2 separate regions of the Homo sapiens genome follow, and region 2 is linked to region 1. Evidence: read pairs that join two places in POLR2A ChIA-PET (ENCODE). Cell type or tissue: HepG2. All regions are shown on one strand. Each heading gives the region's core, and the rest is flanking DNA. Links, peaks and the distances in the headings are about the cores only. Region 1 overlaps PAX8 (paired box 8). Region 2 holds the start of IL1A (interleukin 1 alpha).

What was found. ChIA-PET counts read pairs that join two places held together with the same protein. Peaks named below come from ENCODE experiments on the same cell type or tissue, not always from the same donor. Only the 100,000 strongest peaks of a DNase experiment are listed, where the experiment ranks them.
Region 2: POLR2A ChIA-PET joins it to region 1 with 8 read pairs; 1 of 35 experiments calls an interaction of 5 or more read pairs at or near these places.

What each region holds. Positions count from the first base shown.
Region 1 is chr2:113,211,465-113,226,661 of GRCh38, reverse strand. It overlaps PAX8 (paired box 8), which reads left to right. Exons shown (of 12, transcript NM_003466.4): 11 at 6,484-6,570; 12 at 8,053-10,665. The coding sequence ends at 8,129. Among named protein-coding and RNA genes, the nearest start is that of PAX8-AS1, 17 kb to the left of the region's middle. RefSeq lists a silencer at 14,176-14,470. In HepG2, for the core only: a CTCF peak has its summit at 8,805; DNase peaks (open chromatin) are centred at 6,511, 7,101, 8,141 and 8,791; H3K4me3 peaks cover 2,339 bases.
Region 2 is chr2:112,781,446-112,796,642 of GRCh38, reverse strand. It overlaps IL1A (interleukin 1 alpha), which reads left to right and starts at 12,150. Exons shown (of 7, transcript NM_000575.5): 1 at 12,150-12,200; 2 at 12,865-12,919; 3 at 13,879-13,927; 4 at 14,817-15,039. The coding sequence starts at 12,873. RefSeq lists enhancers at 1,388-2,587, 2,879-2,928, 2,959-3,048, 6,057-6,351. In HepG2, for the core only: no CTCF peak of the experiment used is centred there; a DNase peak (open chromatin) is centred at 6,162.

The DNA of each region.
Region 1 (15,197 bases), core at 3,755-11,754:
ATGATGATGATGAAATATATGCTTCACATCTCTCTCTCAAGCCTGCATGGATAGGACCCGGGTTCTAGGTACTCTAAGAGTACTATAGAGGATGAAATGAGCCTGGAGTAGCTCTCCATCCTCATTTGGACTGTTCTGGAACCTGCCTGCCAGTCATTTGGGTTTCTTTGTCTGCCAGTCATCATCCAATGATGATTCAAGATGACAAGGTCTGGACAAATGAAGATAATGGGAGTTTCCTTGGGCAAGTCTCAATTTTTTAGGAGCCATGTAGGGAAGACTTTGGGATGGATGAGACATAATTGAGCCATTGTCACTGGTCAAAAAGGCCTGGGACCTGGAGTTTCTGGAAAGAGCTCTGAACACAAGGCATCTGTGACCCCCATGCCAGCCCTAGGCCAGCCTCTCTGGCTGTGACCCCAGAGACTTGGCGTATTTACCTAGGCCTGCTTCCCTTCCTTGCCGGCAGGAGTTAATCTTTGCCAGCCACCCACTCTGGGCACCCTATGCAGAGGCAGGTGGGCTGGGATCTCCTGGGCAGAGGGAAGGGAGGGAGAGAAAGAGGGAGGGAGAAATGCTCTGTGCTCCCTGGGAACCTGCTGAGCTGGCACTTGTTGCTGCCTGGTTACCGTGGCGATGTGCTTAATGCAGCGTTGAAAATACAGAATACTGACTCCTCTGTCCCTCCTGGCCCCGGACTCCCTCCCTCCCTCCCTTCCTCTTCTGGAGCGTGAAATGAGATTGGTCAAGATAAAAAAGGAAAAGATTCGGTTATTTTTTTAAGAGTGTGGATAATGGGGCCTCTCAATCAAAATCCCAGTCTCCAGTCGGTTCCCCCCATTCCCCTTCCAACCCCTCCACCTTCCCCTGCCGCCTGCTTAGAGGAGGAGGAAGAAACATAAAGCACAAGGCTTTTCTCTTAATTATGAATCATTCCCTGAGGGCAGGCCCAGGGCAAGGGGTTCCTGGGGCCCAGAGTCTGACCTGTGAGGTAGCTAGAAGGCTTGAGCCTCTCATCAAAGTCCCCCAGGTTGTTTCCAGAAAGAATCCTGAGTGGGTTCTGTGAAAAAGAAAAAAAATAGCACAACTAGGACACTGACTGCAAGTGAAATCCACAAAGGAGGGACCTTGCCCTACACAGTTGGGCTCCCAGTGAGTTCCATGAAAATCAGTTTTAGAAAATGCAATACTATTTAAATGAATCACTTGGTTCCTAGGAATGGCACTGTGCAAATGAATTCTTAAGGAAATTTTTTTGTGGAAAAATTCTATGTCCGTCTCTTACCACTGCTTGCAATCTCCCAGTTGGTTGAATGGGGACTCCTGCAATTAAAGTGAATAAACTTTCATCGAACACCTACTGCATTCATGTTAGGTACATGATAAATGCTTAAAGCAAGGCATGCCAAAGACATTCATCAATCAATTGTGAAAGGAAGGAAGTGATCACTTATTATGTACTTTTGCATGTCTAGCCATTCAAATATGTATAACTTTATTTCTAATTTTACCCTGACCATAAGACTAAGAGGCTAATACTATCCCAGTTTTATGGATAAGGAAACTGAAGCAAAAGCAAAGTGGTGTGCTCAGGGTCATAATCATACTAAGTGGCTGAGTTATGCAAACACGGATTTTTCAATTTCAAGTCTAAAGCTCTTTCCTCTACACCATACTGCCTCCTACCATACCAGAAATAAAGACACAAGCTGCAAGAGAGGAGCACAGGAAAAGGGCTAGGACAGATTTCCCTTGTCTATTCACCTTCTGTTTCTATTTTATTTTATTTTATTTTATTTTATTTTATTTTATTTTATTTTATATTTTATTTTATTTTATTTTTTTATTTTATTTTATTTTATTTTATTTTTTGTTTTGACTCCATTAACAGTCAATGATTCTCAACCAGTTCTAGAGCAGAACCAGCAGCTCCAGACACATGGATCCATCCAGTCATCTATCTTTCCACTCATTCATCTTCCCATACATTTTTCCACGCATCCATGCATTTTCCCATCTATCCTTCTATCTTTCATCATCCATCCCGTCATCCTCCACCTTTCCACCGATCCTTCCATCTTTCCATCCATCTTTCCTTTTTTTTTTTTTTTTTTGGAGACGGAGTCTTGCTCTGTTGCCCAGGCTGGAGTGTAGTGGTGTGATCTTAGCTCACTGCAACCTCTGCCTCCCGGGTTCAAGTGATTCTCCTGCCTCAGCCTCCCCACTAGCTGTCACTACAGGGACCCACCACCACACCTGGCTAATTTTTATATTTTTGGTAGAGACGGAGTTTCACCATGTTGGCCAGGCTGGTCTCGAACTCCTGGCCTCAGGCAATCTGCCCGCCTTGGCCTCCCAAAGTGTTGGGATTACAGGTGTGAGTCACTGTGCCTGGTCCCTCCATCCATCTTTTAATTCATCTGTCTTTTCAGTTATCTATCATCCATCTTTCCATCCATCCATCTTTCCATCAATCCTTTTATTTTTCCATCCATATTCATTCGTCCATTCATCTTTTCATAGAACTATCCTTTAATCTGTCTTTCCATCTATCCTTTCATCATCCATTCTTCCACCCATCCCTCCTCTCCTATATCCATCTTTTCATCCCCTTTTCAATCTATTCCTCCATTAATCTATACATCTTTCTATATATACATCCTTTTATCTGTCCATCTTTCCATCCATCTTTTCACCCATCCATCCTTTCATCATCAATCCTTCCATCATTCACACTTTCATTCATCCTTCCATCCTTCCATCCATTTACCACTTTTTCACTTAACAAATACTGGTTGAAGGTCTACTGTATAGGATGCTGGGGATACAGCAGTGAATAAGTCAGATTCCTTTATTCCTGGAGCTTATAACCTAATGGTGAAGACAAATGGACAATAAATAAGTCAATGAATGAACATAATAATTTATTGTCTGTGAAGACAATAAAATGGGATGATGTAATAAAGAGCCACAGGGAGAGGAGATAACTACTTTAGATTGGGCTGTCAGGGGAGGCCTCTCTGAGAAGGTGTTCAAAGTGACCATTCAAGTGATAAACTGGGGCAGACCATCCCTGGACCAAAGAACAGCAAGGGCAAAGGACCTAAGGCAGGAACTAGTTTAGCATGGTAGCACAAAATTGTAGTGGCTGGGTCGAGTTTTAAAAGGCTACTCTGATTTCTAGGAAAATGAATTGTACATAGTCAAGAGAGAAAGCACAAAGACCAGTTAGGGGACAGTTGCAGTAGTTCTTGCAAGAGATGACAGTGGCTTGAGTTAGGGAATTAGCAGTGAAGGAGGGAAAAAGAGACCCTGAAAATATATTTTGGTTGCAAAGCCAGCAAACCTTGCTGGTAGATTGGCTGTTGGGATGAGAAAATAGAGGAAACAAGAATCATTTGTAGGTTTGGGGCATGGATGATGGTGGCAAGTATATATATGGCAGACCAGGAGGGGAAGTGATGTAGTAGATGGCAAGTGGAAATCAAGAGTTTTTTGGGCCGTGTTATGATTGAGATGCCTACTAAATGTCCAGTTTTAATAAGTCAGCAGGTACATCATGTGTGTCTGAAGCCAGGAAAGAATCCTGACTAGAGTATAAATTTCAGCCATTGCACAAAGCTGTCATTTAATGACAAGACTACTAGAAACCAAGCCTGGGGTTCTTCAACAATTTAGAGCTCTAACAGAGAAGGAACAGCAAGGAGAATGAGTAGGAAAGACAACTGAGTTACAAAGCAAACAGAAGACTGGGCATCACAAACCCAAAGGCATGAGACAGGGATGAGCTAAAAGGTCAAGGGAATTGAGGATATAGAAGTGACCATTGGTATGATGGAGTTAGAGACTGTGGGGACTTGAGGGGATCAGAGTTGGCCTGATAGGAAGGGATAAGAAGGTGAAGGCAGAGACCATGGGGCAGAGAAAGGCACTGGTAGCTAGAGAGGAATGTGGGGATAGGAAGAGGATTTTTTAAAGACAGAAGATAGCAGAATATGTTTGCAGGGTGAAGGGAGAGACTGATGAAACAGAAAACGGGATCATTGGAGCGGCCAAATCCTTGGAAAGGTGAGTAGGGTGGGATGCAGAGCAAAGAGGCAGGGTTGGCCTTTCATCGGGGCAGAGACGTTTCATCTGCTGTGACTGCAAGCAGGTAGGCACATCTGATGACGGGAAGATGCCACACCCAGGTGTGTACCACCTACCGAGCTCCATCCCCTGCCCCAGGTTCCATGTGACTGAGGTACTCGGTAAATGGTAGTTAAATACATAAATAAGTGGGTGAGTGAGTGAATGCATGAATGAGTGACAAAATGAGAGGGTAAACACATCATGTTTTCCACCTCTCTCCCTTGTCCTCTAGAGCTCACTGTGTTTGCCATTGGGTAGGGTGTGGTAAAAGGTGAGAGGGCCCTTGCTGTGTGGCCAGTAGAGAATCGGCTGAAACCCGGGAGACCTGAGTTAAACAGGAGGCAGTTGGCACTGGGAGATGCAAGAGAGAGTGCCATTGTGGAAGGACGGGGCCAGGGTTCTAGTTCTGGCTTTCACTGAATATGTGACCTTGGCCAAATGTCTTTACTTCCCTATGTCACAGCTGTGTTATCTGTTAAACAGATGTTTAGAGTAGATTATTTCTTAGTTTTTCATCTGTTAAATAGATGTTTCGATTAGATTATTTCTTAGGTTTTTTTTTCTTTGCTTTTTTACTTCTTTACCCCCTTCCTTTTTTTACCCATGTTTTTTGCTTGATTTACGTTAGACTTAGTCTCTGCCCCTAAGGAACTTTCTTACTGTGTTCTCAGTCCGTCATTGACTTCCTAGACAAGGAGAGGATCCAGTAGCCTTTCTCTGCTTTAGGCTGCTCCTCTTCATCTCTCTTCTTCCTGTATAAATGCCTACTTGTCTGGCAATAAAGCAGCTCCCACTAACCCCAACCCAGGCCTTAAGACTGGTTGGATGACTGATTTAAGCCTCCATTGAGCTTTATTTTCGCACCTGTTTAATGGGAAAATAATAAAAGCTTAGATTTATTGAGCACTCCCTGTATATTTGAAGCATGGTGCTAAGCATTTAATACATATTTTGTCATTTAATTCTCATTAAACCAAATGAGATAGGGATAATTATTTGGCCCATTTTACAGATAAGGAAACCAAGGTTCACCTGTAAGTCACTCACTCAGAGAGGCTAAGTGACTTGTCCAAGTTTACATAACCAGGAAATGGGAAGTAAGGATTTGACTCTAGACAGGTCAGCTCCAGAGTCAGGGAGTTTCGAGCAACCCCTCCAAAGAGTCTGGGGAAGGAGACTCAGAACCACATAGCTCCCAATCGTAGGTGAGTTTCTGAAAGGCTGGGTGGACATTCATTGAGTCTCAGGGTTGGCAGGAATCTAGCTTTGTAAATGGAATTATCGCATAAGTGAATAAAGGGATTATCTGCAATTTGGAGTCAAGAGCCCTAAGGTCGAGTTCTACTCTGACATTTAACAACAGTGTGATTTGAGGCAAACTGCTTAATCATGCTGCACTCCAGTTTCCTTTTCTATAAATTGGTAGTATCCATGAGTACCTCATGGGGTAGTCTTGAGAATAAAAGATCATAATGTATGGGAAAGTGCTTTACAAACTTTAAGCTCTTTACCAAGCACCGGTAGTAGCTGTGGTGATCAGTTTGACTTTGTTTTTGTTATGTAAGGGAATTCTTAAGTAATTTCTTCGGTAAATAATTCCTTTGGAAAACTCAAGAATCCATTAACAGAAGGAGGTGATCTGATTTACTTTGTGTAAATTTATACGTTGAGTTTGCTTAAAGCGGCAGACTCAGGATGGAACAACAAACTACTCCAAGTCCCAGGACACAGCTTCCTGAGGGTGTGTGCCCTCTGGGGCTCTCCCTCCTCTCCCATCCTTAACCCTCACACCTCCCCTCAGCCCCCCATGCACACAAACACACACACTCATACCTAGCGAGGCTAAAAGGTTCATATATATGGATGTCCTCTTTGGCCCCTAACCCCATACCCCTGCTGTGGGGCCCTCCCAGAAGAGCCCTTCTCCAGAAGGTCCAGGCAGCAGAAGGAGCAGTTAGTCCCTGGGCCCTACACTCACAGCACAGTTTCCCAGCTCCACCAAACCCTCCAGCTCTGGGAGCTTCCGCAGATCCCAGAGGCTCAGTTTCTTCATCTGGAAAATGGGGGTAGTTATAACATCTACCTTCTGGGCCTCCTGGGAGGGCTGTAGTATGTCAAGCCAGTGCCTCCAGTACCTACGGAAAAGGACACTGCCCCAAATTTTCCAGATCGATGGGTTCCAAAAGGGATGACAGAGGGACCTTCTGAGCTCCATTGTCCCTGCCGTGGCTCCAACTGTCTCCCCAACCATTCCTGAGCTTGCCCATTGCCAGCCCTGCAGACCTTCCCACACCCCAGCCCTGCATTGATGCCCTTCACCTCACAGGCCTCTCCCCTGTGTGCCTCCAACAGGAAGTGAATACTCTGGCAATGCCTATGGCCACACCCCCTACTCCTCCTACAGCGAGGCCTGGCGCTTCCCCAACTCCAGCTTGCTGAGTAAGTCCCTGGGGCTGCCCAGGCCTCTGCTGGGCAGGATGGATGGAGTGGTGGGGGGCAAGGGTGGGTCAAAGGTTACCTGAAAGCTGGGAGTCCTCAGATTATACAGAGGGCCTGGGAGATGGTGCTGTTTGTGATGGAAGAAGGCAGCAGGAGGGCAGTGTACCTGGTTGTTTGGGGAAAGAGGGCAGAAGTCCAGAGGCTTCCAGGCATTCGTTTCCCTCCTGCTTCTCAAGCCCATGTCTTTTAAATCTTTGTTTTGTGTAAGATTCAGGGCTCAGGCCTTGAAGGGGAGGACAAGGGAGGACTTGAGAAAAGCCTAAGAGAGGACCTCCTGCCTCCACGGCTTACAGTCCCACAGTGCAGACACTGACGCAGGGCACCCGCCAGAATGTAACTGCCCTCCTTCCTGGGAGCCAGTTTCAAGAATGCCATCCTGTTGCCCCCATTAACCATCTAAGTGGCTCAGAAATACTCATGATTCAGCACCAAACCCTTAAACAGAAATCTTTTGTTCCACCACATTCCCCATATTTAGCCTGAGATGAAGACAGTATTCAGGGTCGAGGTCCAGAGAGTGAGCTTCAGCGAGCTTCCAGGCTTCTCTTCACCCCTCTCTTGTCCTGGGGTCCTGAACTGGGAAGAGAAGCTTTTCAGCAAAGCAAAACCCCACCAATGGGGGGACTTGAGGGATCCCACTAGAGCCTCCCTGAGTGGTGGCCTTGGGTGTATCAGAGCAAACCGGAGCCAGACAGAAGCAGTGATCCAAGGATGGCCAACCCCACAGGCACCATTGCAGGCTAGGAACCATCCATTCCCCAAGACCCCCTCTCCTCCCATTACCTCTTTGTATTCCAGAAATAACTTGAAAGGTGGCAGACCTGGGCCCTGTTTGCCAGATGAGTTCAACTCCAACCCAGCTTTCCATTCAATTTAGCCAGAAAAGACGAGGGCAATGAGACATGCCAGGGTTCAGGCACCTTCCCACTGAGCCTCCCCAGGCTGCCCATCCTGCAGGTGTGCAGAGCCTCACCTTAAGGGCCGTCAAGCCCAGATCCCCTTTGACCCCTCAGCAGTCTAATCTCCCTGGGTCTTAAGAAAGAAGACTCTCTGTCCTGGCACTGTTTGGGCAAGGCTAGGGAGGATCCCAATGACCTCTCAGTGCACTTGATTCTTTGGGGTTCCACATGCAATTGTTTTCTATTGCCCTCTCCCTATTGCAACGAGGGTGTTGAAGGTCAAAGCAGCCATAGGGGGAAGGGGCAAGAAGCCACTGTTCTCATTCTGGCCAGAAACTCAAAGGTGAGGCCAGAGAAGGAGGAAATAGGGCTGGAGAGGAGTTAATCTTCGATGATCAGATAGGCCAGAGAAATGAATGATTAACTTGTGTTGTCTTAAAGGTCAGCAGATGCAGGGAAGGCTATGGTGCAATTTTCCTTTCTGACCAGCAGTGTTGTTGTTATTTTTTTTTAATGTGTCCAGGTTCCCCATATTATTACAGTTCCACATCAAGGCCGAGTGCACCGCCCACCACTGCCACGGCCTTTGACCATCTGTAGTTGCCATGGGGACAGTGGGAGCGACTGAGCAACAGGAGGACTCAGCCTGGGACAGGCCCCAGAGAGTCACACAAAGGAATCTTTATTTATTACATGAAAAATAACCACAAGTCCAGCATTGCGGCACACTCCCTGTGTGGTTAATTTAATGAACCATGAAAGACAGGATGACCTTGGACAAGGCCAAACTGTCCTCCAAGACTCCTTAATGAGGGGCAGGAGTCCCAGGGAAAGAGAACCATGCCATGCTGAAAAAGACAAAATTGAAGAAGAAATGTAGCCCCCAGCCGGTACCCACCAAAGGAGAGAAGAAGCAATAGCCGAGGAACTTGGGGGGATGGCGAATGGTTCCTGCCCGGGCCCAAGGGGTGCACAGGGCACCTCCATGGCTCCATTATTAACACAACTCTAGCAATTATGGACCATAAGCACTTCCCTCCAGCCCACAAGTCACAGCCTGGTGCCGAGGCTCTCCTCACCAGCCACCCAGGGAGTCACCTCCCTCAGCCTCCCGCCTGCCCCACACGGAGGCTCTGGCTGTCCTCTTTCTCCACTCCATTTGCTTGGCTCTTTCTACACCTCCCTCTTGGGCATGGGCTGAGGGCTGGAGCGAGTCCCTCAGAAATTCCACCAGGCTGTCAGCTGACCTCTTTTGCCTGCTGCTGTGAAGGTATAGCACCACCCCAGGTCCTCCTGCAGTGCGGCATCCCCTTGGCAGCTGCCGTCAGCCAGGCCAGCCCCAGGGAGCTTAAAACAGACATTCCACAGGGCCTGGGCCCCTGGGAGGTGAGGTGTGGTGTGCGGCTTCACCCAGGGCAGAACAAGGCAGAATCGCAGGAAACCCGCTTCCCCTTCCTGACAGCTCCTGCCAAGCCAAATGTGCTTCCTGCAGCTCACGCCCACCAGCTACTGAAGGGACCCAAGGCACCCCCTGAAGCCAGCGATAGAGGGTCCCTCTCTGCTCCCCAGCAGCTCCTGCCCCCAAGGCCTGACTGTATATACTGTAAATGAAACTTTGTTTGGGTCAAGCTTCCTTCTTTCTAACCCCCAGACTTTGGCCTCTGAGTGAAATGTCTCTCTTTGCCCTGTGGGGCTTCTCTCCTTGATGCTTCTTTCTTTTTTTAAAGACAACCTGCCATTACCACATGACTCAATAAACCATTGCTCTTCATCTCAGGCTTTGGGGTTGGCTGGGGAAGGAGGCATCCCGGGGCTGGGCTTTCTCCCAAGAACATCAGAGCTGAGTAGCCGACAAACTCACTTTGGGGCCGTGGGCTGGAAGGGACCATCTGATGCCCCAGAGCTCTGGCTTGGCCTTCTCCCTCTGCCTTTAATTCACGTTGAACGCTGGGTACCTCACTCATCCCAAGTTCTTCAACACTGAGCAAATGCAAGGATAGCACAGTACTGAGCCAACCATAGACTCCCCACAAGGAGTTGCTGTTGTTATTAACAGGAAGCCAGAGAATCAGCAGGGTGGGTTAGTGAGGGATCCGGGAATAGCTGTGACTGGAGCCTGCATAAACAGCTCTGAAGGGAGAGAGAAGACTGGGCTCTCTTGTGTGCCAGGCACAGTATGGAAGGCTTCATATAAGTTAAGCTGAAATTAGCCCTGTTTTACATACAGCTTCATTTTACATATGAGGAAACTGAGGCTTTGAAAAAAATGAGATGTCTTGTCCAAGATGAAAAGTAGTAGATTCAACCAAGTCCTCTTACTCTAAGCCCAACGCTTTTACCCAAAACCCCAGAGTCCTCATCAGGGATGCCAAATGGTTCTAGACCCAGTGGAGGTTCTGGAGCTGCCACTGGGGATTTAATTTCTTTTGATTTGCTAAAGATTTGACCTGACTGAATGGAGAGGTAGAGTGTAGTGTGGCCAGGACAAGGTGAGGGAGGCTGTAGAGACTTAGCACTTTAGGCCAACCACCTCCAGGAAATCTGGGAAATGCAATGTGACAGCTCGGGCTCTGCACTCCAGGGGGCTGTCTGGTGTCCACATGGACCTTCTCCATGTGGGACACAGCTGGAACAAGGGGGCAGGGGCCTGCAGCTGGGATGCCCAGGTGAATATGGGCAGCTGGACAAACAACACTGGGATTGAGTCAGATAGAAGGGGCCCAAGGACTCCAGGGCTGGGAGGACAGAGGCTGGGAGAGAGGGCTCTTACCTCCTTAGGCCTCCCAAAGAGCGGTTAGGGATGCTGCCATGGATGGCATGGCAGGGGGAACCCTCCTGGAAGAAAATCCATCTCTTCTGAAGGGATCTGAGATGCGGCTGGTTTTTCAATGGCAGAACTTCCCTCTGCAGCGCGACTCCGAATCCATGACATCTGAGAGTCTTCCTGACCACAAACCTCTGGGATCCCGAGGGCTCCCTACCCAAGAATCACTTTGAGCACAGCATCCCAAGGAGCCCATAGAGCGATCCCTTGCATTCACAGCCACAGCCCCTCTGGGGACACTCTGTACCCCCGGCAGACCCTTTCCAACTCACAACCAATAAAGGGGCTTGGGCTGTGCTTTGACTAAGGTGACCATGGTTTAAAACTCGCCTTTCTTTCCCGGAGGTGAGCTGGGCTTGCCAGGAGCCTCTGCTCAGAGCGGGTGTTTGTTGACTGTGGGATGTGTTCCCCATGTAACAGGCCTTGGCTAGTACCCATCCAATATTCTGCCCATGGTCAAACCATGGGTCCCCTTTTCGGGCTCAGAAAATAAGGCCATTTATGTATCGGGCGAAAGAAAGACAATTCGACGTGCCCCGGCATTTGGGGTGGTGTTGGGAGGAGTCAGGCTGGCACATGGGGGGACGCAATGAAGAAAGGTGGGATGGCAAGGACAGGGAGGACACGCAGGGGGCTTTGAGGGTTGGCCGAGGGGCCACTTTCACCTGGGGTAGGGAGGGCGGCTTCTGTGAGTGGTCGCAGGTGAAGGGGGGTCGCTTTATGGTGCAGGGGAGCCAGGGGTTCTCTGGGGGTGGTATGTGTGTTTGTAGGAGAATTGGGGATGAGGATGGGCCCAAAACATTGCTGAGGCATTGAGAGCACTGAGGGCCTATCCCTTCCCCCTGGAATAATCCCTTTCACTGCTCATGTAGAGAGACCACCTGAGCTTCCCAGGCAGTTTACTCTTAACTTCTCCCTGGTCCATTACCCTCACTCCTCTTCATCCTCAGGTTCTAGCACAGGCCAGGCCAGCCCAGGGTGCTAGGAGCTTGCAGGAAATTCATGTGGACCAACCAACTCTGGCAGGTCAGTGGGTTTCTTGCTGGGAAAGGGGGCAGCTGGAACCCTGCCTGGGGCCCACCAGATGAACAGAATTGCTGTGACCCCGTAACCTCTACCACAAAGTTCCAGGACTAGAGACAGCGGAACTGGGAGTCCTCACCTACAAAGCCAGCCCCCAGGCTAGTTCCAACCCCTCCCCTTGTCACATCATCTCTTACTTCTCCAATATCCTTGCCATGAGTTGTGAGACTAAGAAACATGTATCTTCTGCCCTCTGTGTGCCAAACACACACTCAAAAACACACACTCAACCCTGGTGACAACTTCAGGCAAGAGGAGTTAGTGAAACCTACTGGAAGTGGAAGCAGGAGCCTCCAAATAGAAACAGAAAGACAGACAGGTTGAGGCTGTTGCTAAGATCTCCCCTCTCCCACCTGCCCTCACCATCCTCCCACTTCCACCACCCAAAATACACACACCTTTCCCATCCATACCAACATGAGGCTTCCTGGCCAGGCACTGTGGCTCACGCCTGTAATCCTAGCACTTTGGGAGGCTGAGGCGGGTGGATCATGAGGTCAGGAGTTTGAGACCAGCCTGGCCAACATGGTGAAACCCCGTCTCTACTAAAAACACAAAAATTAGCCAGGCATGTTGGCGCATGCCTGTAATCCCAGCTACTCAAGAGGCTGAGGCAGGAGAATCACTTGAACCCTGGAGACGGAGGTTGCAGTGAGCTGAGATCGCACCACTGCACTCTAGCCTGGGTGACAGAGCAAAACTCTATCTCAAAAAAAAACAAAAACAAAACAAAAACCCATGAGCCTTCTTTAAGATAATTCACACTTCCTTGTCCTCTGGGGGTGGGCACCAGAGGAAGGGGACTGCAGACCTCAACGCCATTACTACTGGGCCTGGGCGTCAGCATCAGTCCTGTCAATCAGGACTGAGGGAGGCCGCGGGGAGGGAGGGATTGAGCTCCCTCCTAGGCAGCTCCTGCACCCACAGCTTAACAGCATCTCTGTCCTGCCTCAGCCTCAGAAGTGGTAATAACCCTCTCCACAGGCTTAGTTTCTTTTTCCATACAAAGCCCATTCACATCCATTTACATCTCTGATTCTGAATATTGGCCCCCTTTTATTTTGCACTTGGGGAATCTGAGACCAAGAGATAACTTGACTTTTTCAAGGTCATTCAGCGAGTCAGCAGAGGAGCAGGGACCACAGCCTTACCCCTAATCCAAGGCCTAGTCTGCATCCTATTGTCAGGCCTCAGATATCTGGATATGGCCAGGCTTCTGAGAGATGTCAGACACTCTTTGCTTTGCAGGGAGGGGCGGCAGAAGTCACTTGGCCAGTTGGGGCACAGTGACTTCTGCTGCCCCTCCCTGCAAAGCGTGACTGGACGCAAGGCCCAGAGCTCAACTGAAGAAGCACTGGGACCAGGCAGATTTGTGCCAGGCTGATCTCAGACTTCCCTCCATCCTTGGCCCTAAATCTCCCTTCAGGGTGCCCTTTGGCAGCCCCTCTCTAACCTTTAAGGTCATAAAGCCTTCCATGTTCCATAAAGGAGCTGGTGGCTCCTCTGCCCCAGGCTGCTGTGCTACCTTCTGACGCCAAGTGACCGAGCCGCCATGGCTATGGTTCTCATGGAAGAAACTCCCTCTCTCTCACCTCTATCTCCTTCCTTTGTTCACTTCTTCTAGTTTTCTAGTTTTTTTCCTTTTCTACTGAGTCTACAGCAATTATTCCTTTCCCGACTGTTTGAGAGACATTCGTGTCTCCAGGGCTATGAATGAGGGAAAGAGACAGGGAATGTTTGGGGAGAGCTCGGAGTCCCTGACCTCCTCAGGAAATGCCAGGAAGCATCCTTCCTCCCTCTCTCCAGTGCCCTCTCACTATCACCTTCTCCCCATCACCCTCTCCCCTTCTCCCTCTCCCCATCACCCTCCCCTCTTCTCCCTCTCCCCATTACCCTCCCCTCTTCTCCCTCTCCCCATCTCCCTCTCCCCTTTGTCCTCTCCCCATCGCCCTCGCCCCATGGCCCTCTCCTTGGCTTCTTGCTCTTCTCATTACTGTCTACAGCTCCTGCGGCTCTTTGGGGACCACTGGGACACAGACGCTGGAGGTCATTACCTCCTGGGTGGCAGACGCCTGTCCCCACGAGTCCCCACTCTCATAGGCACACACCACTGTCACCAACCCCATCCCTACATCTCCATGCCCTTCACATAGAAGGAGGGTGCCTGGTTCTCCTTCCTGCAAGAAGCTGGAGCAGGCAGACAGGGCGGACAGGTCTCTCCTTCCCCTGACCTCGCTCTTTCTCCTACCCTTGAGAAGCAGCAGGGGCTAAGGCCCACGGTGGAGGGGCTCAGGCCTCCTGGAAGGTGGCAAGAGGGGCTTTGGATGGGGAGGGAAGGGGAGGTGGGGGACCCAGCTCCTTGGCATCTGTGCCCGGTGGCAGCCAGCCAGGCTGTGGAGGGAAGCGCTGCCTGCGGCTCTCCCGGGGAAATGTGATTTCCCCCTGAGTGAAGCGGACTGTGCAGTGTGGAAATTGGCTCTTTTCTGAGCGAGCTGCTGCTGTTGCTGCAGAGTCGGGGCGGGCCGGCTGGCCCCTGGAGTGAGCCGGGAGCAGCCATGTGCTGAGAACTCATTAGGGATAAATCAAACTAGTAACAGCATGAAGCCAACACCCCCCCACCGCGCCTCCCTCCCCTACCCCCTCCGAGACCCCCCCACTTCCCCTCCTCCTCCATGGTCTTCTTCCCGTCAGACTCTCTCCTGCCTTCTCCACAGCCAAGGCACCCTCCCTGAAGCCAAGGCACCTCCCCCAGACAAGGCACCCTCCCCTCCAGTTTCAGGAGCCCGAGCTCCTGCTCCTGAACACGACCTCGTGGGCGCAGGCTTATCCGCCTACTGCCCAGACGCCCGGAGCCGCCCCAGTGAGAGACAAGTTCATTTATAAATACCGTCTTTTTTGTTTGTTTTATGTTTGTTTGCTTTTTTTTGCTGGAGATGGGGGCCTGGTAGCAAGCTTCACTGACAGCCACAGACAGCCCTTGCTAGGAGCACAGATTGGGACCTCACAGTCCAGGCCCTCTCATCCTCCCCCCAAAGTCACATCATTCCCCTGTCCTCACCTCCTAGAGGAACCCAGTGGGGAGGCCCCCAGCTGTGGGTAGCATTAATACCCCCACATATATCCATCCCCCTGGGGAAATGAGAGCACCCAGAAGACTTAACTGCAGCGGGAAAGAAATTATCCTTAAAACAGATGAGCTTGGTCAGAATGGAAACTCATTTCCCCACCGGAGGAAAACAAGGAAGAGAAACAGACAAGGAGGAAGAAAGAAGGCAGGAACAAGGCCTGGAGCTCTTGTCGTCATGAAGGTGATGAAAGTGTTTACTTGCAAAGTATAGCCATTTCTTCCCTAGAAACACCCTCTTTGCTGAGGCAGCGGGAAAGGGTCGGCCTGGTCTGTTATTCCAGGGGCTGAACTGGTTGGTGTTATTAAACTTTTGTTAGTTATCATATCATAATAACACGGCCCCTGGTTATTGCCTTTGTTTTCCCCCTGGGAGAGATTGGCTGAGGGATATTGCTAAAAGGGCCCAGACCTGGAGTGTAGGGTTGTGACCGGATTTCTGTCCCTTCCCTTCTGGCGACCCCAGGAGACTGCTCACTTACCTCAACTGTAAAATGCATGGCTTGAGCCAGAAAAATGTCCAGCTCAACGCTGTGACGCAGTAGTGACCCAGGTCAGTGACAAGCATTGAGGGCCTCATCTGACTGGTTTAGGTATGAAGCCCTCTTTCTCCAAAGTTTCCCCGGGAATTTTCCAT
Region 2 (15,197 bases), core at 2,808-10,807, 430 kb after region 1:
CACAAACACAATCTCATCCTTCCAAAACTCTGTGAAGTAAGAATTACTATCCCAGGGCCAGGCACAGTGGCCCACGCCTGTAATCCCAGCACTTTGGGAGGCCAAGGTGGGTGGATCACCTGAAGTCAGGAGTTCAAGACCAACCTGATCAACATGGTGAAACCCCATCTCTACTAAAAATACAAAATTAGCTGGGCATGGTGGTGCACACCTGTAATCCCAGCTACTTGGGAGGCTGAGGCAGGAGAATCATTTGAACCTGGGAGGTAGAGGTTGCAGTGAGCAGAGATCGTGCCACTGCACTCCAGCCTGGGTGACAGGGAGACTCCGTCTCAAAAAAAAAAAAACAAAAAAAAAACCAAAAAAAAAACAAAAAACAAGAATTACTATCCCAGTTTTGCAGATGAGGCAATGGAAGCTCTAAAAAGTTAAGTAGGAGAAACAAACATGAAATGTATGTCTTATGCTTTTCCTCATCCTATTTCCTCAGCCTGGAATGTCCATTCTCCCTCCACTATGCAAATCTAACTCTTCAAGCTAACACATAGCAATGTCTGAGAAACCGTCCCTGTGTTCACTCTGTTAGCCTCACTTGCTCCCTCCCCATCCCTCTGTTTCCTTTCTGTTATAACACTTCTCTATTCTGCTGGCATCACAGTCATCTCCACCTGCCTTCCTCACAAGTTAAAAGCTTGTTAAGGGCAAGTGGTGTTCTTTGCCACCTCATTCCCCAGGGCTTCTAACACAGTGCCTCATGCATGACAGAGTTGTAAAACAGGTTACCAAGCTGGCTTCAGGCAGGTTTGCATGGAACTGTGCTCTACAGGAATACCTGCTCCCCCCAGGCCCTGGGTCTTCCTCCTGAGTCCAGGCTCAGACTCTCTCATCCTGCTCGTTCTCTCTTGGGGAGCCACAGTAACTTTGAGCAACTTTGCATGGGATAGAATGGCCTATTAGGGGCAGCACAAAGACCCCATGGAGGGAAGAGTACAGAAAGGGAAAACGATAATCATATTTTTTTAAGATGTGCATTTTCTTAACAAAATGCTCTAGTACTTGTCCAGACTTTCAAACTCAAAAACCTAAGCGTCCTTTTCTTGAAGATCATCAAAGGCCCCAGTGGTCCTTCAGGTATGTCAAGCTTTCTAGAAAATAAAGCTAAGTCATAATCACTTAACACACATGGCTAAATGGCCATTTCCTTCTAATTTATCAGCAACTGTTACATATTTCTATACTAGAAAAAATTTATATTTATACTCAGGGTGGTAAGTTAAATTTGCCATCGAAGTAAAGCAGAAAGAGCGTAGCATGTATGTATATGTAACTCAACTGTGCATGAGACAAAGATCTATTGAGGAGAATGTGTCTAGCATGGGTCCTGAGCAACCAAACACAATCTATCAAGAGCATAGAGGTGCCATGAAGCAAAACATGGTCATGTTCAGGGTAGTCATGAAATACTGAATGAACAGGGCTGGAAGAACCCCAGTAGTTAGCCAGTCCAATCTCCTCCTTTCATAGATAAGGAAAGCCCAGAGACATGTGGGAATTGCCGGAGGTCACGTAGCTCATTAGGATCAGAGCCAGGATGAGGATCCAAGTCTCTTGCGTCTCCAGCCACATTGTATGCCACACCTGCCACTCCCAGTCTGAGGCCACAATTGCCCTAACCAGGGTCCCTTCCTCCCCTGCAGCCAGGAGTTCACACCAAAAGGAGGAAGGAGAGAACTGTGCACTGGCACAGGACTTCACTGTTGACTATTTGCAATGGATAAAAAGCCTTGTATCAGGTTGAATGCTTATATTTATGTTTATGAAAAATGCTTTGAAAAACTGTAAAGCACCATATAAATGTTAGATTAGTAATATATTTATTACATGATTTGTATCTGGGATATTAACAGTACCAACTTTATTATTGGCCATTTTATTTTCACAGCTAATTTATATTTAATCTGGAATCCAAATTTGGCCAACATGAAAGCATCTGATTAGTTTCTGGGTTTGTCTTATTGGAAAGTTCATCTCCCAGAAGGTAGAGAATATGACAGAGGAATGCTAATCTAGGCATATTTCTGTCCAAGAAGAAAATGATTTGTGAAAGAGGAATTTGAGATAAAGGTTATACTACAGTAACAAATAAATTCCGAAATCTCAGTGACTTAATACATCTAATACAGGTCGTTCTATTCTCATGCATTTGCAACCACACCTAATTCATTTGTAGCACATTCTCTAGAACACGTGACTTCCAAAGTTGCTGCATCAGGGCAAGTTTATGTGACACAGGCATACACTGGCCCTTGATTGCATCAGCCAAGACACGCAACACCTCATCTATCACTTCCTCTCACAGTTCTCTGGCCAGAAAAAAACACATGTCCCCAGTCTAAACTGCAAGGGAGACCAGGAAATTAAGACAGACATTAATCGAGTAATCTCTCAAATGAGCAGGTATTTGGTGAGCACTGCCTACCACATGTATGCTCTCTAGATTTCAGGAAACCAAATATCAAAAAAAGTTTTTAGTGTCCTAATTGTCTAAAAACAAATCTATATATGCCTTGAAAAAAAGAAAGACTGAAAGAAAAGACAATGGAGTCATAACAATGATTATCTCTAGTTATTAAATTGCGGATTTTCTTTTCTTCTTTATATTTTTATATTTCCTCAGCAAAATTTAATGAACATGTTTTAGAATCTGAAAAAAGTAATACAAGCTATTCCTGGAAGTTGAAAAACAAGCTCAGACCAGAGATAACCTTGACTCCACTAAAGAAAATGACTCAAAAGGAAAGGGAATTTCTTAAAAATGCACTTTTGATGAGATAACCAGAATTAGTAAGAAAAGTGAGAGACGGGCACAGACATGACTGCCACACCGGAAGCTCTCTGAGGAACTCTGATTTTTAAAGGGCATCCATGAAGAGGGAAAGAAGGACAGTTCTCCAAAAAAGAAGAAAAAGAGGAAGCAGTCCTGTTCATCACTGTATTAGGCCATACTTGTGTTGCCATAAAGAAATACCTAAGGCTGAGTAATTTACAAGGAGAAGAAGTTTATTTTGGCTTATGGTTTTGCAGGCTATACAAAAAGTATGACACGACCATCTGTGTCTGGTGAGGGCCTCAGGAAGTTTCCAATCATGGCAGAAGGCAAAGAGGGCCAGGCATGTCACATGGTAAGAGCAGGAGCAAGACAGTGAGGGAGGAGGTACCACACACTTCTAAACAACCAGGTCTTGTGAGAACTCAGTCCCTATTGAGAGGACAGCACCGAGCTATTCATGAGGGATCTGTCCCCGTGATCCAAACATTTTCCAGCAGGCCTCACTTCAACACTGGGGATTACATTTCAATGTGAGATTTGGAGGGGGCAAACATCCAAACCATATTATTCCACCCTTGGTCCCCCAAATCTCATGTGCTTCTCATATTGCAAAATAAAATCGTGCCTTCCCAATAATCCCCCCAACTTTTAACTCATTCCAGCCCCAACCCAAAAGTCCCAAAGTCCAAAGTCTCATCTGAAATTCAAGTCAAGTTCCTTCCACCTATGAGGCTGTAAAGTCAAAAACAAATTATTTACTTCCAAGATTCAAAAGTGATACAGTCATTGTGTAAACATTCCCATTCCAGAAGGGAGAAATTGGTCAAAATGTTACCAGAAAGGGGTCCCGATCCAGACCCAAGAGAGGGCTCTGGACCTCGTACAAGAAAGAATTCCAGGCGAGTACATACAGTAAAGTAAAAGCAATTTTATTAAGAAAGTAACGGAATAAAGAATGGCTACTCCATAGGCAGAACAGCAGCTTGGGCTGCTGAACTAAGGATGCTTAATAGTTATTTCTTAATTATATGTTAAACAAGCAGTGGATTATTCACAAGCTTTCTGGGAACGAGGTAGGCACTTCCCAGAGCTGAGGGTTCCTCCCCTTGTTAGTCCATATGGGGTACCTTTTAGACGTTGCTATGCCATCTGTAAACTGTCATGGTGCTGAGACCGGCACAGGCATGACTGTTGGGGTCATGGTGGGAGTGTCTTTTGGCATGCTAATACATTATAATTAGCATATAATGAGCAGTGAGGACAACCAGAGGTCACTCTCATCGCCAGCAGTTCTCACACTGCTGTAAAGAACTGCCCAAGACTGGTAATGTATAAAGAAAACGGGTTTAATTGACTCACAGTTCTGCATAGCTGGGAAGCCTCAGGAAACTTACAATCATGGCAGAAAGGAAAGCAAGTACCTTCTTCATAAAGCTGCAGGAGAGAGTGTGAGCATGTGTGTAGGAGGAACTTCCAAACACTTATAAAACCATTAGATCTTATGAGAACTCACTCAGTATCACCAGAACAGCATGGGGGAAATTGCCTCCATAATCCAATCACCTCCAACCAGGTCCTCCCCTCAACATGTGGGGATTATGGGAATTATAATTTGAGATGAGATTTGGGTGGGGACATAGAGCCAAACCATATCACCATTTTGGCTTTGTGAGTTTTGGCTGGCTTCTTTACTGCAACTTATTTTATCAGCGAGGTCTTCGCTACCTGTATCTTGTGCCGACCTCCTATCTCCTCCTGTGACTTAGAATTCCTAACCTCCTAGGAATGCAGCTCAGTAGGTCTCAGCCTTATTTTACCCAGCCCCTATTCAAGATGGAATTGTTCTGGTTCAAACACCTGTGACCAAAAAAAAAAAAAAAAAAAAAAAAAGCAACAGGTCCCACACAAGCCTGAAATTGACAGGGAAAACATTAAGCCTTAAAGCTGCAACATAATCTTTGATTCCATGTCCTGCAAGCTGGTTCAAGGGGTAGGCTCCCAAGGCCTTAGACAGCCCTGCCTCTGTGGGCTTCCCTGGGAGTAGCCCATGTGGCTGATCTCATGGGTTGGAGTTGAGTGCCTGCAGCTTTTCCAGGCTCAGGGTGCCAGCTGCCAGTGCATCTACCATTCTGGGGTCTGGAGGGCAGCAGCCCCATTCCCACAGTATCACCAGGTAGTGCCCCAGTGGGGACCGTGTGTGAGGACTCCAACCCCACATTTTCCTTTGGCATTGCCCTAGTAGAGGTTCTCTGCAAGGGCTCTGCCCCTGTATCATGCTTCTGCCTGGGAACCTAGGGTTTCTGACACATCCTCTGAAATCTAGGTGGAAGTGCCCAAGCTCCCTCAATCTTGCATTCTGGGCACCTGCAGGCTTAACACCACATGGAAACCACCAAGGCTTATGGCTTGTGCCCTCGGGAGCAGTGGTCCAAGCTCTATCTTGGCCCGTTTGAGCCAAGGCTGGAGCCAGAGCAGAGTGGCCTGGATGCGGGCAGCAGTGTCCCAAAGCTGTGCATAGCAGTGTGGCCCTGGCCTGGCCCATAAAACCTCTGGGCCTAGTGCACCAAACCTCTGCACCTGTGATGGGAGGGGCTGCTTCATAGATCTCTGAAATGCCCTCAAGGCCTTTTTAACATTGTCTTGAATATTAGCACTTGGCTCCCTTTTAGTCATGCTAATCTCTCTAGCAATGATTGCTCTGCAGCCTACTTGGATTCTTTCTCTGCCACAAGGCCAGGCTGCAAATTTTCCAAATTTTTAGACTCTACTTCCATTTTAAACATAGGTTCCAACTTTAAGTCATTTCTTTACCCCTGAGCACAGGCTGTTAGAAGCAGACAGGCCATATCCTGGCTTAGAAATTTCTAAGCAGGCCAGGCGGGGTGGCTCATGCTTGTAACCCCAGCATTTTGGGAGGCCAAGGCGGGTGGATCACGAGGTCAGAAGATTGAGACCATCTTGGCTAACATGGTGAAACCTCGTCTCTACTAAAATACTAAAAAATTAGCCAGGTATGGTGGCAGGCGCCTGTAGTCCCAGCTACTTGGGAGGCTGAGGCAGGAGAATGGCATGAACCCAGGAGACAGAGCTTGAAGTGAGCCAAGATTGCGCCACTGCGCTCCAGCCTGGGCGACACAGCAAAACTCCAGCTCAAAAAAAAAAAAAAAAGAAAGAAAGAAATTTCTAAGCAACACACTTTGTTGCTTAGAGGTTTCTTCCACTAGATACCCTACCGTAAGTCATCACTCTTACATTCAAACTTCCACAGATCCCCAGGACATGAACACAATGCACCCAATTTCTTTGCTGAGTCATAGCAAGGGTGACCTTTGCCCAGTTCCCAACAAATTCCCCATTTCCATCTGAGACTTTGTCACCCTGGACTTCATTGTCCGTATCACTATCAGCATTTTGGTCACAACCATTTAGCCAGTCTCTAAGAAGTTCCAAACTTTCCCTCATCTTCTTGTTTTCTTCTGAGCCCTTTAAATTCTTCCAATCTTTGCCCATTACCCAGTTCCAAAGTTGACTCCACATTTTTAGATATCTTTATAGCTATATGCCCCATTCTTCAGTACCAGTTTTCTGTATTAAGCCATTCTTTTTTTTTTCTTTTTTTCTTTTTTTTGAGACGGAGTCTCACTCTGTCGCCCAGGCTGGAGTGCAGTGGTGCAATCTCGGCTCACTGCAAGCTCCGCTTCCCGGGTTCATGCCATTCTCCTGCCTCAGCCTCCAGAGTAGCTGGGACTACAGGCGCCCACCACCACGCCCGACTAATTTTTTGTATTTTTAGTAGAGATGGAGTTTCACCGTGTTAGCCGGTGGTCTCAATCTCCTGACCTCATGTTCCACCCCCCTCAGCCTCCCACAGTGCTGGGATTACAGGCGTGAGCCACCATGCCCAGCCTGTATTAAGCCACTCTTATGTTGCTATAAAGAAATATCTGAGGCTGGGTAATTTATATGGAAATGAAGTTTATTTTGGCTCACAGTTCTGCAGGCTGTACAAGCATGGCACCCACATCTGCTCAGCTTTTGGCGAAGCCTTAGGAAACTTTCAATCATGGCAGAGAGCGAAGGGGAGCAGGGATGTCACATGTCGAAAGCAGTAACAAGAGAGCAATGGGGGAGTGCCACACACTTTTAAACAACCATATCTCAGGAGAACTCATTCACTATTGAGAGGACAGTACCAAGCTATTCATGAGGGATCTGCCCCCATGATCCAAACACCTCCCACCAGGCCCTACCTCCAACACTGGGGATTACATTTCAACATGAGATTTGGAGGGAACAAATACCCAGACTACATCAATCACCCATCTCCAGAGAAAAGGAAAAGGGAATTTAGAAACAAAAAAAAAAAGCACATCCATCAGAGAACAGATGAGCTAAGGTGAAGAGGTAATTGTAGCTAAATAGAAATTTGCTGACTGAACGTGAAGCTGTCCCTTCCTGCTATGGACTTCAGATTTTAGCCCACTTGAATTGCTCCATATCCTCCAAGCCATGGCCATCCCTTGACTCTCTGGGCTCCCAAGCACTTGCTGCCTTCATCACACAGTTTGAGTTAAGGCAGAAAGACTGGTTTCCATGTACACTTTGTGGAAGCTTTCTCATTTCTTTATATAATCTCTGTCCTTTGTCTACTGCTTTAAAATCTAGAAATTGTTTACAAACACAAAGGTGATCCTTTAAAAGCTCAAAGCTGATTGTGTCACCAATATATACCACTCTTAATGGCTTCCCATTAAACTTTGAGTAAAGACTTTATGGAGCCTACATAAGGCCATGACTACCTGGCTCTTATTTTCCTCCTCATCCTCATCTCACCAACTCACTCTCCACTCCTATACCCCTCACTCCTTCCCCCTCCTCTCTCTGAGCTCCAGACTCCCAATTACCTACTTCCACCCTTTTTGACCCCCAGGGACTTATCTCAGCCTGGAATTTTCCCTCTTTGCTCTCCACTGAACTGTCCACTCCCAGTCTAAGACATGTGCTTATGTCACACGCCCTTACCGTGCTTATCTCAGTTTGTAATTATCTACTCATTTAGAAAAGTGTTGATGAAGGTCTTCACTGTCAGCTTTCAGGATAGCAGGAATCATAGCTGATTTTACTTACTTAACGGGGTTTCATTCTTTGTAACTTTTTTTTTTTTTGAGATGGAGACTCACTCTTGCCCAGGCTGGAGTGCAATGGCATGATCTCGGCTCACTGCAACCTCCACCTCCTGGGTTCAAGTGATTCTCCTGCTTCAGCCTCCCGAGTAGCTGGGATTACAGATGCCTGTCACCACGCCCAGCTAATTTTTTGTATTTTTTGTAAAGACGGGGTTTCATCATGTTGGCCAGGCTGGTCTCGATCTCCTGACCTCAGGCGATCCACCCACCTCAGCCTCCCAAAGTGCTGTGATTACAGGCATGAGCCACGGCACCCAGCCACTCCTTTTTTACTTATGGGTGAGAAGCCATTAGAGATTATTTCTTCTTTTCTTTCTCTCTTCACTAAGGCACCAGGGTCACTAAGTAGTAGGATACTTTGAACTAGAACTCAAGAAATTGAGTTTTAATTTTACCTCACACTCTCATATGAATTCTCCATGTGACCTCGGGCCATACTTCCCCTGTACCCTGTTTCCTCTTTTATAAAAGTAAGAGTTTAAACTAGATGGTCTCCGACATGCATCCTTCTCTAACATATTCTGGAACCTTCAATAAACTAAGATAAAGCAGAATAATTAAAACTTAATTTAAAAGAACACAGGAAAGGAAGCAGCTACATTAAGCAAAAGAGACATCCTCATGGTTGAAGAAGTGTATGCCCTGGTGTCTGGATCCCATTTAGGAAACTTGGTAACCTTGCAATCTTGGGCAGATTGCTTAATTTCTCTAGACCATGACTTCCTCTTCTGTAAGATGTGATAAGAACATCTACCTCACAGGTTTCATGAGAGGATTAAATGAGATAATGTATTATAATCCCTTGAACATGGTAGGCTGTTATGTTAAGTCCTTTCCTCCTTCTCTGTAGCTATCATGGAATTTAAAAACACATTATAACTAGAGCATGAGTTGCGACTAAAGGCTCAATTGTCTCTGCATGTGTTGGCTCATGCATGCTTTATTCCTCTGAAGAGCTTTTATACCAAGTGAAAGGAAATAATTGCATTTCCCTGAAAATTCACAGGAAAAAGTTATGTTTTTCTCTTCATTCAAGTGATTCTGTTAGACCCAACCACATGCAACAATTTTAAAGTTGCTTCCAAATATATTTACAAATATTTCCTGTCTTCAAGGAACAATGGCAAGACCATGACTCAGGTTCACATCCGGATTCCACCACTAACCATGTACCCAATTACTTCAGTCACCTTCATTCAGGTCTTACATATCACAGAATAAAATCAGATTTCATCAGAGGAGGTGAAGACAGGGAGAGGAGATATTTCAATCCCTTCTCCGCAACCCCCGTTTTTTTTTTTTTTTTAACAAGGATCCTAGAGTTACTGAATGATAGCACGTTTGAGGGGGAAAGACCCTAAGGATGATCTTTATAAGCCATCACTTGGTGTTGGTGGTGATAAGAGACTCGAGTATCTTTATGCAGTGGAAAGAGAAGATTGGACTCGGAATCAGAAGCTTGAGTTCAAGCACTGGTTTCATCAGTCTTGTGATCTTGGGTTGGTCACTTAACCTCTTCAAGGGTCCTCAGCTGTGAAAGAGGATAGTATCAGCTAATTCTTGTAGGTGCAGTGAGGAGGCAGTGAGATAGTGCAGGTAAACTATAAAACAATTGTCACATGAAACGCATCACAGTGATTCTTTGGACCCACAAGCTCCAATCTTATAAAACATATCCAGTCACCCACCAACATAGATCATCTCACCTTGCATATCTGATTTTGTGGATCATGGGGAAAAACTGCTGATTCCTAGCAAAACCCATGGCATAGGATAAGTGCACAATAATTTTTTTTTCCTAAATGATTTAGATGACAGTGACTCATTAAGGGTTTCCTGAGGCCTCCTCAGAGTCGAGAGGTGGGTGCCTGAAGCCACCCAAAGTCCCTGTCACAGGATGGCTCCCAACGCACACACCACAGGCCTGCCCAGTATGTTCCACTATCTACCCAGTAGAGCCCTGCCCAGTACGTTCCACTGTCCCTTCCCTAGAAGAGGTGACTGTTGTTCACAGTCCCAGAAAAGCGGGCTCCCCAAAACAATGCAAGGACCCACCTCTCTCTGAACCTCACCCACCCTAGTTTTCCTTTAAAAATCAATTTACAAGAAGATCATGTGAAGGAAAAGGTTGGGTGATATTCTAACCCAAGTTAGCTGTTTCTCAACCAAGTTCTCTTTGAAAAATTCAACAACCACCTTTGGGGAATTATTTACAACAGAGGAGTGAGGATGGGACCAGGATAGGTATTGCCTATGTTGGTGGAACCAGGGTTTTTTTCCTGGATTACCAAAGAGATGGTATGCATTGCTCCCAGAAGCTAAATATCTTCAGGCTTTCAATGGTGGCCTTCACCTGAAAATGTTATCCCTGTTGAAGCTTTCAAGCCAGTATTTTCATAAGAACTATATTTTCTTTGGTGAACTGAGGCATTATAATGATGACTATACAGGTTCTTGAGTGACTGAAGCCATCATTAGCATTGTCATTATTTTTGTTTAGTTGCATCTCCATAGCAGCTCACATTCACAATGTGCTTTGCAATTGTTCCTTAGCAATAGCCCTCACAAGATTCTCAGGAGGAGAGGGTTAATCAGGATTAACATTTCTGTGTTGCCTAAAGAGGAACCAAGGTAAGCAGAAATGTAGCCAGTTGGCTGGCATCACTGTTGCTTCAGGATTCATCCTTAGACACCCAAGCTTCTACCCTAGTCTGGTGCTACACTTACATTGCTTACATCCAAGTGTGGTTATTTCTGTGGCTCCTGTTATAACTATTATAGCACCAGGTCTATGACCAGGAGAATTAGACTGGCATTAAATCAGAATAAGAGATTTTGCACCTGCAATAGACCTTATGACACCTAACCAACCCCATTATTTACAATTAAACAGGAACAGAGGGAATACTTTATCCAACTCACACAAGCTGCTTTCCTCCCAGATCCATGCTTTTTTGCGTTTATTATTTTTTAGAGATGGGGGCTTCACTATGTTGCCCACACTGGACTAAAACTCTGGGCCTCAAGTGATTGTCCTGCCTCAGCCTCCTGAATAGCTGGGACTACAGGGGCATGCCATCACACCTAGTTCATTTCCTCTATTTAAAATATACATGGCTTAAACTCCAACTGGGAACCCAAAACATTCATTTGCTAAGAGTCTGGTGTTCTACCACCTGAACTAGGCTGGCCACAGGAATTATAAAAGCTGAGAAATTCTTTAATAATAGTAACCAGGCAACACCATTGAAGGCTCATATGTAAAAATCCATGCCTTCCTTTCTCCCAATCTCCATTCCCAAACTTAGCCACTGGCTTCTGGCTGAGGCCTTACGCATACCTCCCGGGGCTTGCACACACCTTCTTCTACAGAAGACACACCTTGGGCATATCCTACAGAAGACCAGGCTTCTCTCTGGTCCTTGGTAGAGGGCTACTTTACTGTAACAGGGCCAGGGTGGAGAGTTCTCTCCTGAAGCTCCATCCCCTCTATAGGAAATGTGTTGACAATATTCAGAAGAGTAAGAGGATCAAGACTTCTTTGTGCTCAAATACCACTGTTCTCTTCTCTACCCTGCCCTAACCAGGAGCTTGTCACCCCAAACTCTGAGGTGATTTATGCCTTAATCAAGCAAACTTCCCTCTTCAGAAAAGATGGCTCATTTTCCCTCAAAAGTTGCCAGGAGCTGCCAAGTATTCTGCCAATTCACCCTGGAGCACAATCAACAAATTCAGCCAGAACACAACTACAGCTACTATTAGAACTATTATTATTAATAAATTCCTCTCCAAATCTAGCCCCTTGACTTCGGATTTCACGATTTCTCCCTTCCTCCTAGAAACTTGATAAGTTTCCCGCGCTTCCCTTTTTCTAAGACTACATGTTTGTCATCTTATAAAGCAAAGGGGTGAATAAATGAACCAAATCAATAACTTCTGGAATATCTGCAAACAACAATAATATCAGCTATGCCATCTTTCACTATTTTAGCCAGTATCGAGTTGAATGAACATAGAAAAATACAAAACTGAATTCTTCCCTGTAAATTCCCCGTTTTGACGACGCACTTGTAGCCACGTAGCCACGCCTACTTAAGACAATTACAAAAGGCGAAGAAGACTGACTCAGGCTTAAGCTGCCAGCCAGAGAGGGAGTCATTTCATTGGCGTTTGAGTCAGCAAAGGTATTGTCCTCACATCTCTGGCTATTAAAGTATTTTCTGTTGTTGTTTTTCTCTTTGGCTGTTTTCTCTCACATTGCCTTCTCTAAAGCTACAGCCTCTCCTTTCTTTTCTTGTCCCTCCCTGGTTTGGTATGTGACCTAGAATTACAGTCAGATTTCAGAAAATGATTCTCTCATTTTGCTGATAAGGACTGATTCGTTATACTGAGGGACAGCAGAACTAGTTTCCTATGAGGGCATGGGTGAATACAACTGAGGCTTCTCATGGGAGGGAATCTCTACTATCCAAAATTATTAGGAGAAAATTGAAAATTTCCAACTCTGTCTCTCTCTTACCTCTGTGTAAGGCAAATACCTTATTCTTGTGGTGTTTTTGTAACCTCTTCAAACTTTCATTGATTGAATGCCTGTTCTGGCAATACATTAGGTTGGGCACATAAGGAATACCAACATAAATAAAACATTCTAAAAGAAGTTTACGATCTAATAAAGGAGACAGGTACATAGCAAACTAATTCAAAGGAGCTAGAAGATGGAGAAAATGCTGAATGTGGACTAAGTCATTCAACAAAGTTTTCAGGAAGCACAAAGAGGAGGGGCTCCCCTCACAGATATCTGGATTAGAGGCTGGCTGAGCTGATGGTGGCTGGTGTTCTCTGTTGCAGAAGTCAAGATGGCCAAAGTTCCAGACATGTTTGAAGACCTGAAGAACTGTTACAGGTAAGGAATAAGATTTATCTCTTGTGATTTAATGAGGGTTTCAAGGCTCACCAGAATCCAGCTAGGCATAACAGTGGCCAGCATGGGGGCAGGCCGGCAGAGGTTGTAGAGATGTGTACTAGTCCTGAAGTCAGAGCAGGTTCAGAGAAGACCCAGAAAAACTAAGCATTCAGCATGTTAAACTGAGATTACATTGGCAGGGAGACCGCCATTTTAGAAAAATTATTTTTGAGGTCTGCTGAGCCCTACATGAATATCAGCATCAACTTAGACACAGCCTCTGTTGAGATCACATGCCCTGATATAAGAATGGGTTTTACTGGTCCATTCTCAGGAAAACTTGATCTCATTCAGGAACAGGAAATGGCTCCACAGCAAGCTGGGCATGTGAACTCACATATGCAGGCAAATCTCACTCAGATGTAGAAGAAAGGTAAATGAACACAAAGATAAAATTACGGAACATATTAAACTAACATGATGTTTCCATTATCTGTAGTAAATACTAACACAAACTAGGCTGTCAAAATTTTGCCTGGATATTTTACTAAGTATAAATTATGAAATCTGTTTTAGTGAATACATGAAAGTAATGTGTAACATATAATCTATTTGGTTAAAATAAAAAGGAAGTGCTTCAAAACCTTTCTTTTCTCTAAAGGAGCTTAACATTCTTCCCTGAACTTCAATTAAAGCTCTTCAATTTGTTAGCCAAGTCCAATTTTTACAGATAAAGCACAGGTAAAGCTCAAAGCCTGTCTTGATGACTACTAATTCCAGATTAGTAAGATATGAATTACTCTACCTATGTGTATGTGTAGAAGTCCTTAAATTTCAAAGATGACAGTAATGGCCATGTGTATGTGTGTGACCCACAACTATCATGGTCATTAAAGTACATTGGCCAGAGACCACACTGAAATAACAACAATTACATTCTCATCATCTTATTTTGACAGTGAAAATGAAGAAGACAGTTCCTCCATTGATCATCTGTCTCTGAATCAGGTAAGCAAATGACTGTAATTCTCATGGGACTGCTATTCTTACACAGTGGTTTCTTCATCCAAAGAGAACAGCAATGACTTGAATCTTCAATACTTTTGTTTTACCCTCACTAGAGGTCCAGAGACCTGTCTTTCATTATAAGTGAGACCAGCTGCCTCTCTAAACTAATAGTTGATGTGCATTGGCTTCTCCCAGAACAGAGCAGAACCATCCCAAATCCCTGAGAACTGGAGTCTCCTGGGGCAGGCTTCATCAGGATGTTAGTTATGCCATCCTGAGAAAGGCCCCGCAGGCCGCTTCACCAGGTGTCTGTCTCCTAACGTGATGTGTTGTGGTTGTCTTCTCTGACACCAGCATCAGAGGTTAGAGAAAGTCTCCAAACATGAAGCTGAGAGAGAGGAAGCAAGCCAGTTGAAAGTGAGAAGTCTACAGCCACTCATCAATCTGTGTTATTGTGTTTGGAGACCACAAATAGACACTATAAGTACTGCCTAGTATGTCTTCAGTACTGGCTTTAAAAGCTGTCCCCAAAGGAGTATTTCTAAAATATTTTGAGCATTGTTAAGCAGATTTTTAACCTCCTGAGAGGGAACTAATTGGAAAGCTACCACTCACTACAATCATTGTTAACCTATTTAGTTACAACATCTCATTTTTGAGCATGCAAATAAATGAAAAAGTCTTCCTAAAAAAATCATCTTTTTATCCTGGAAGGAGGAAGGAAGGTGAGACAAAAGGGAGAGAGGGAGGGAAGCCTAATGAAACACCAGTTACCTAAGACCAGAATGGAGATCCTCCTCACTACCTCTGTTGAATACAGCACCTACTGAAAGAACTTTCATTCCCTGACCATGAACAGCCTCTCAGCTTCTGTTTTCCTTCCTCACAGAAATCCTTCTATCATGTAAGCTATGGCCCACTCCATGAAGGCTGCATGGATCAATCTGTGTCTCTGAGTATCTCTGAAACCTCTAAAACATCCAAGCTTACCTTCAAGGAGAGCATGGTGGTAGTAGCAACCAACGGGAAGGTTCTGAAGAAGAGACGGTTGAGTTTAAGCCAATCCATCACTGATGATGACCTGGAGGCCATCGCCAATGACTCAGAGGAAGGTAAGGGGTCAAGCACAATAATATCTTTCTTTTACAGTTTTAAGCAAGTAGGGACAGTAGAATTTAGGGGAAAATTAAACGTGGAGTCAGAATAACAAGAAGACAACCAAGCATTAGTCTGGTAACTATACAGAGGAAAATTAATTTTTATCCTTCTC